Linked DNA regions of Homo sapiens: region 2 is linked to region 1. A link is an interaction called in ENCODE POLR2A ChIA-PET data of the cell type or tissue named here. Cell type or tissue: GM12878. All regions are shown on one strand.

What was found. ChIA-PET counts read pairs that join two places held together with the same protein. Peaks named below come from ENCODE experiments on the same cell type or tissue, not always from the same donor. Only the 100,000 strongest peaks of a DNase experiment are listed, where the experiment ranks them.
Region 2: POLR2A ChIA-PET joins it to region 1 with 5 read pairs; 4 of 35 experiments call an interaction of 5 or more read pairs at or near these places.

Annotation. Positions count from the first base shown.
Region 1 is chr1:235,121,035-235,125,034 of GRCh38, forward strand. It overlaps TOMM20 (translocase of outer mitochondrial membrane 20), which reads right to left. Exons shown (of 5, transcript NM_014765.3): 2 at 1,292-1,338. Among named protein-coding and RNA genes, the nearest start is that of SNORA14B, 4.9 kb to the right of the region's middle. In GM12878, no CTCF peak of the experiment used is centred here; no DNase peak of the experiment used is centred here; H3K4me3 peaks cover 2,188 bases.
Region 2 is chr1:234,382,930-234,386,929 of GRCh38, forward strand. COA6 (cytochrome c oxidase assembly factor 6) reads left to right here. Exons shown (of 3, transcript NM_001206641.3): 3 at 794-2,151. The coding sequence ends at 889. Among named protein-coding and RNA genes, the nearest start is that of COA6-AS1, 11 kb to the left of the region's middle. In GM12878, no CTCF peak of the experiment used is centred here; no DNase peak of the experiment used is centred here; H3K4me3 peaks cover 761 bases; H3K27ac peaks cover 714 bases.

The sequences.
Region 1 (4,000 bases):
ACTAAAATACAAAAATTAGCTGGGCATGGTGACATGCACCTGTAGTCCCAGCTGCTCGGGAGGCTGAGGCAGGAGAATCGCTTGAACCTGGGAGGCAGAGGTTGCAGTGAGCCAAGATCACACCACTGCACTCCAGCCTGGTGACAGAGTGAGACTCCATCTCAAAAAAAAAAAAAAGAGAAAACCTAAACTTCCATTAGTGCAAGTTTTTGGTCCTTGAATTACACTGTACATACTCTTATTAACCTAGCCAACACAAGTGAAACAATTTAAATTTCTGAAAGTGGAGACATCTTTCACACACTACCCCAGCATGTAGCAATAATTTAATTCTATTCTTGAATCTAAAAATACATACTGGTGCATGTCTCAATCTGTTTTCCTATGCCCTTAGAAATATAAGTTACCAAAAGCATAATAAACATATTACATACTTCAGAAAGGTAGTCTGATCCTACTAGAACGAAGTAGTTTCCTCCCATTTTCACTTCACTATTACCATGTCCAGTCAACTAGCTGTGTTTACACAACTGTTTCAAAATAACAAAATATACTGGTTAACTTAATTTTTCCTTGTCTCAACTTGCTTTAAAAAGAACCACTAATGATCCAGTAATCCAAGTCCTAAGAACCCAAACAATAGAACTCATCTCAATAAAAAGGAAAAGCTGCAAGCACAATGATTAACATTTACTTAATTTACTTACACACGCCACAGAACATTTTTTTACCAAGTAGATAAACCTACATAGTCATTAAAAATAATCAAGAACTCAGGATCTATGAGAAGAAAAAATAAATTACAAGTTTTATATCCAGAACTATGTACTGCAACAAGGCAAAAATTTGTCAGGGCAGTGGGATTCTGGATCAGTGGGCTTGAATAATCTTGAATAATTTTTGAAATAATAACCCATGGTTCTTTTACAGGAAGTTGGAGTAAAGAAATTAAATCTTAAGTGTAATATTGTATCATTTTGAAGCAGCTGATTAGGAACTTTTCATCTTTTGGTGCAAATGTCTTGAGGCCCTCATCTTGCTCCTTAATTATTGTTCATACAGTAAGCTGTTTGTTGTTATGGCCAGCAAAAGAAATAATGAAGGACTCGATAACTGTCATTGGAACTACATTATTCACCTACTCCTAAAAATAAGCTGTATTTTAAAATAAAAAAGCAATGTCCAGTATCAACTAGCTTTTTCCAATTACATTTTAATTACATTTCCAATTACAGATTTTAAAATAATATTTCTACAAAATATATAATTTAAACAGAAACCAGACTATTACCTTGGAAAGCCCAGCTCTCTCCTTGGCAAGCTTCTGTTTCTTTCTTCCTGCAAGAAATGCAAAGTTATATTTACATTTTGTCATTATAAAAATGGGAATCAAAAGAATTCTAACTGCTGTGGCAGTCATTAATTCCATTTGCAAAACATTTCTAACTCTAGGAATCTATCCCTCCCTGTGATCTGTCAAGAGCATATGACATGTTCTGGTCAATGAGCTGTAGGAAATGTGACACTGCACTGGAGCGTTCTCCTTCCCTTTGGGGCAGAAGATCTAGCAATTTGCAAGATGGAGATAGCTCCAATAGCTGGACTTCTAAAGTAATTACAATAAGCAGATCAAGTCCCCCCTTCCAACCAACAAAGGATATGTAACAGGGGCAAGAATTAGGCCACTAGTATTAGGGAGTTTTATTACTGAAATATGCCAGATTATATCTTTACTGAATGTTGCAAACTGGCATTCTTAAATGAAAGAAAAAATCTAAAGTGTACAGGAGGCATATGATGGTTACATGAAAATACTATACCACTTAAAGGTACTTGAGCATCATCAGAATTTGGTATCCAGGGGAGGCCTGGAACCAGTCACTCAAGGATACTGATGCAGGACTACACCTAAAGTGATAATCACTAAAAACTACCAATGACATAGAGAGTAACTGCTGACATAGTTAAGAAAATGTAAGGCTCCAATACTTATTATTAGCTAATACTTATTAGCTGGGTGATCTTAGGCAAATCTCTCACTCTCCCAAGATAAGGTCTAACCTTACAGGACTACAGTGAGAAACAAAAGCCATGAAACAAGCAAATGTCCTCTGAAAACCTTAAAGCACTCTACAAATCCAAGCTTCAATGCATGACTAAAGAGGTCTGAGGGCCGGGCCCAGTGGCTCATGCTTTAATCCCAGCACTTTAGGAGGCTGAGCCAGGCAGATCACAAGGTCAGGAGTTCGAGACCAGCCTGGCCAACATAGTGAAACCCCATCTCTACTAAAAATACAAAAATTAGCCGGGCATGGTGGCGGGCGCCTGTAGTCCCAGCTACTCAGGAGGCTGAGGCAGGAGAATTGCTTGAACCCGGGAGGCGGAGGTTGCAGTGAGCAGAGACTGTGCCACTGCACTTCAGCCTGGGCAACAGAGCGACACTCTGTCTCAAAAAAGAGGTCTCCCTACCTGTAGACAGAAGGTTCATTTACTATGGTCAAGGTACCTTTTCTTAGTCAACCCTCATAAACTGGATTTCATCACACCAGCATCAGATACCCACTCGTCTCCCATAATAGAGTGCTACCACTGTAAGGCTTAAATACAATTCTAGCCATTTCAACAGAAAAAGTATGCATTAAAGTTGATCTTATGTATTAATCTGAAGGCTGCTAATTTTTCTAAGTACCTTACTTAAGTGTTCATCACCGCACAACTAACTGTGGGGAAAAAGGATAAAGAACATAATTCAACCCTCCATTTGCTTATGGGTTTTTGTTCTCTTAAGGCAGAAAATAATGAGTGATAACAGACAACAATATCTAATTGCTAAATATCGTGGTCTACACTGGAACCTGTACTGGAGGGAGCGTAGCAAAACTAGAAAAGAAATGGAAGACTTCAAAGGATCTGGACATGAAGACAAGGAACGCTTGGATGTGAGCACTAAGTTTTAGATGCTACATGCGAGACACTGTTCTAAATGTTTATTAGCTTATTTAATCCTCACAACAACATTAAAAGAATTACAGCTGGGCACAGTGGCTCACGCCTGTAATCCCAGCACTTTGGGAGGCCAAGGCGGGCGGATCACTGGAGGTCAGGAGTTCAAGACCAGCCTGGTTGATACGGTGAAACCCCGTCTTTACTAAAATACAAAAAATTAGCCAGGTATGGTGGCAGGCGCCTGTAGTCCTAGCTACTCGAGAGGCTGTAGCAAGAGGATCACTTGAACCTGGGAGTTTGAGGTTGCAGTAAGCTGAGATAGCGCCACTGCGCTCCAGCCTGGGCCACAGAGTGAGACTCCGTCTCAAACAAAAACAAAAAACAAAATCCAGGTACTATTATCATCCCCATTTTCCAGATGAGAAAATGTACCAAGGTCACAATTACTTACTGGTGGAATGGCAACTCAAACCCAGGCTTTTGGACTTGAAACATGACTCTCTTCTGCCTCTATAGTTAATAGTGTGGAGAAGTAAAGATGTTATTACCATCAAAACAAAAGGCACCTCAGAAATGAACATGCCAAGTTTGTGGGATCAACTGTATGTGAGACATACAATTTGCTAAACCAGAATTTAGGGAAAATGACAAAACTGATAATGAAACCCAGGAAAGTGAAACTGAGTCATAAGTTTTTTTAATAAGGTGGGGAGGAGTGTGTGATTGCCACTGAATACATTTAACTGATACAGCTACCAAATTTTAAGATCACTTAGTTGCTTTACATTTTTAGCAATAAGATTAAAATTCTGGCTTTAGTTTCATAATACAATTAACTTATTACATTAACATATTTTCAGATATAGTATAATGCAGTATTTCTGTGATAAAGGGACAGATGGTAATCAACTGAAAAACCATGAAGAAATTTAACAATGAGCAAAATCAAGCCTTGACTCAATGTTTCCAAGATTTATTCATTTAAATAAGATGCTTAATATATTTTTAATGTGTCATTTTATCCGTCCCATATAAGTGAAATGCACCTGCAGCT
Region 2 (4,000 bases), 740 kb before region 1:
CTGGGAGGCGGACGTTGCAGTGAGCCGAGATTGCTCCACTGCACTCCAGCCTGGGTGACAGAGCGAGACTCTCTGTCAAGAAAGAAAGAGAGAGAGAGAGAGAAGGAAGGGAGGGAGGGAGGGAGGGAGGGAGGGAGGGAAGGGAATGGAAGGAAGGGAAGGGAAGTAAGAAAAATGGTCCAATGTGTTCTCATTTGAAGCCTTCTGACCTACCTGAGAGCTCTGTGGACTCTGAACTCGCCAGCAAGCCTGACCTGTGTGCACATGGGTCCATTTCTTGAGAAGGTTCCTGAGTTATTCAAATTCTCAGTATGGTCTGTAATCCAAAAAGGATTAGGATTCACTGGTCTGTACTCTCCTCAGAGACTTTTTCATCAAATGCCTCAATTCAAAATGGTTCTAGACAATGAGAACACATCACAGGAAAGGGAACATCACACACTGGGGCCTGTTGTGGGGTGGGGGGAGGGGGGGACAGATAGCATTAGGAGGTATACCTAATGTTAAATGGCGAGTTACTGGGTGCAGCACACCAACATGGCACATGTATACATATGTAACTAACCTGCACGTTGTGCACGTGTACCCTAAAACTTAAAGTATAATAAAAAAAAAAAGAAAAACATCATTCATAGTTACAGCTGACACACACACACACACACACACACAAAATGGTTCTAGAATATAAATCACTTAAATTTATGTTGAATAATATGTTACATTTAAATCTGTGCTTTTGCTTATCTAAGCTGCATAACTTGCCCTTATTTCAAATCCTTTTTTTTTCCAACAGATAAAATATTTTGATAAAAGAAGAGACTACTTAAAATTCAAAGAAAAATTTGAAGCAGGACAATTTGAGCCTTCAGAAACAACTGCAAAATCCTAGGCTGTTCATAAAGATTGAAAGTATTCTTTCTGGACATTGAAAAAGCTCCACTGACTATGGAACAGTAATAGTTTGAATCATAGTGAACATCAATACTTGTTCCCTATATACGACACTTGATAATTAAGATGATCAAGAACCAGAAGATCTGTGAAGAAATGAAATAAAATGGTATTTAGTAAGAAATCTCTATTTTAAGAAAAAAAGTAAAACCTGTTATAAACACATGCACTTTTGTTTTGTTTTTGTTTTGTTTTTAATTAGAGGATGGGTAGTAGGCAGATGATAAAATTTATAATATACATAGAAGTGAAATAAATGGGAGTTAGCATTTTAATACAGGCAAGAGCTATTACAACAACCCAAGTGAGAAATGATGAGGGTTTGTGGAAGGTTTATAAGGAAGAAGGGTGAACTTAAAATATACAAGTAAAATAATAAAAGCCATCTATAAAAAAGCCCATAGCTAATATCAACACTTAATGTTGGGACAGGAACTGGATGTCTAGCTAGTCCAGTGAGACAAAAAAGAAAAAGCATACACACTGGGAAGGAAGAAAGAAAACTAGCTCTACTCACATATAATAAATACTATCTTATAGAATGTACCAATGGATGCACAAAAAGAGCTCCTAGAACTATAAGTCAATCATAGAAAGGTTGCAGGAAACAAGGTCAATATACACAAGGAAAATTATATTCCTATATATCAGCAATAAACAACTGGAATTTAAAACTTAAAAATACCATTTGTGAATAGCACCAAAAAAAATTAAAGGAATACTTAGGTATAAATCTAATATATGGAGGCCTCTATGCTGAGAACTAGAAAACACTTGGAAGCAGACTACATCAGATTAAATGGAGAGGTATACAGTTGGCCCTCTGTGGGTTCTGCATCCATGGATTCAACCCCGAAGAGAAAATTTTTGGGAAAAGGAAAAACGAGTAAAAATAATAAAAATTTAAAAATCCAGTATAACACCTATTTACATTGTATTAGGTATTGTAAGTCATTGAGATGATTTAAAGTATAGGCATACCTCAAAGATACTGCAGGTTTGGTTACAGACCACTGCATTAAAGTGAATATCACAATAGAGTGGGTTACACAAATGTTTTGGTTTTCCAGTACACATAGAAGTTATGTTTATACTGTTGTCTAGTAAGTGTGCAATAGCATTATGTCTGCTCAGTATATATGCCTTCATTTTAAAATACTTTTTATTACTAAAAAATGCTAAAGATTCTCTGAGTCTTCAGCGAGTTGTCATCCTTTTGCTGGTAGAGGGTCTTGCCTCGATGTTGATGGCTGCGGACTGATCAAGGTGGGGGGTGGTTGCTGAAGTTTGGGGTGGCTGTGGCAATTTCTTAAGACAATTAAGTTTGCTGTATTGATTGACTCTTCATTTCACAAAAGATTTCTCTGTAGTGTGCAATGCTGTTTGATAGTATTTTACCTATAGTAGAACTGCTTCCAAAATTGGAGTCAATCCTCTTAAACCCTGCTGCTGCTTTATCACCTGAGTTTATGTCATATTCTAAATGCTTTGTTATTCCAACAGTATTCACAGCATCTTCACCAGGAATAGGTTCCATCTCAAGAAATCATTTTCTTTGCTCATCCATAAAAAGCAACTTCTCATCCATTCAAGATCATGAGATTGCAGCAATTGTCACATCAGGCTTTTTTTTTTTTTTGAGACAGGGTCTCACTCTGTCACTCAGGCTGGAGTGCAATGGTGCGATCTTGGCTCACTGCAACCTCTGCTTCCCGGGTTCAAACGATTCTCCCACCACAGCCTCCCGAGTAGCTGGGACTATAGGGGCGTACCACACCTAGCTAATTTTTGTATTTTTTGGTAGAGATGGGGTTTCACCATGTTGGCCAGGCTGGTCTCAAACTCCTCACCTCAAGTGATCTTCCCACCTCGGCCTCCCAATGCTAGGATTACAGGCATGAGCCACCACGCCCGGCCAGGCTTCACTTCTAATTCTAGTTCTCTTGTTATTTCTACCACATCTGCAGTTCCTTCCTCCAACCTGAAGTCACCTGCTGCATTAATAGCCCCTAACAAGTTGCCTGTCCTTTAAAACTTTGAAGCCAGGCATTGACTTCTCTCTAGCTCTGAAAGTCCTAGATGGCATCCTCTGCCAAAAGAAGGCTGTTTCATCAACGTCGAAAATCTGTGTAGTGTGGCCACCTTCATCAGTGATCTTGGCTAGATCTGGATGATTTGCTGCAGCTTCTGCATGAGCACTTGCTTCTTCACCTTGCTCTTTTTTGGAGGTAGTTTCTTTCCTCACGCTTCATTAACCAATGTCTGCTAGCTTCACAGTTTTCTGCTGTAGCTTCCTCACCTCTCAGCCTTTATAAAATTGAAGACAACTAGGGCTTTGCTCTGGATAAGGCTTTGGTTTAAGGGAATATTGTGGCTGGTTTGATCGTCTATCCGGAAAACTCAAACTTTCTCCATATCAGCAATAAGACTTTCACTTTCTTATTGATGTGTTCACTGGAGTCGCACTTTTAATTTCAAGAACTTTTCCTTTGCATTCACAACTTGGCTAAGCATTTGGTGCAAGAGGCCTAGCTTTTGGCCTGTGTCAGCTTTTGACATTGGCTTCCTCACTAAGCTCTTTCATTTCTAGCTTTTGATTTAAAGCGAGAGACGTGCCACTTTTCCTTTCACTTGAACACTTTAGAGGCCATCAATAGTGTTATTAATTGGCCTAATTTCAATATTGTTGTCTCAGGGAATAGGGAGTCCTGAGGAGAAGAGAGAGATGGCAGCCAGTGAGAGGAGCAGTCAGAACACACAATTTTTTTTTTTTTTTTGAGATGAGTCTTGCTCTGTCACCAGGCTGCAGTGCAGTGGCATGATCTTGGCTCACTGCAACCTCTGCCTCCTGGATTCAAGCGATTCTCCTGCCTCAGCTTCCTGAGTAGCTGGGACTACGGTCGCGTGCCACCATGCCCAGTTAATTTTTGTATTTTTAGTAGAGACGGTGTTTCACCATGTTGGCCAGGCTGGTCTCAAACTCCTGACCTCAAGGAATCCGCCCGCCTCAGCCTCCCAAAGTGCTGGGATTACAGGAGTGAGCCACCAC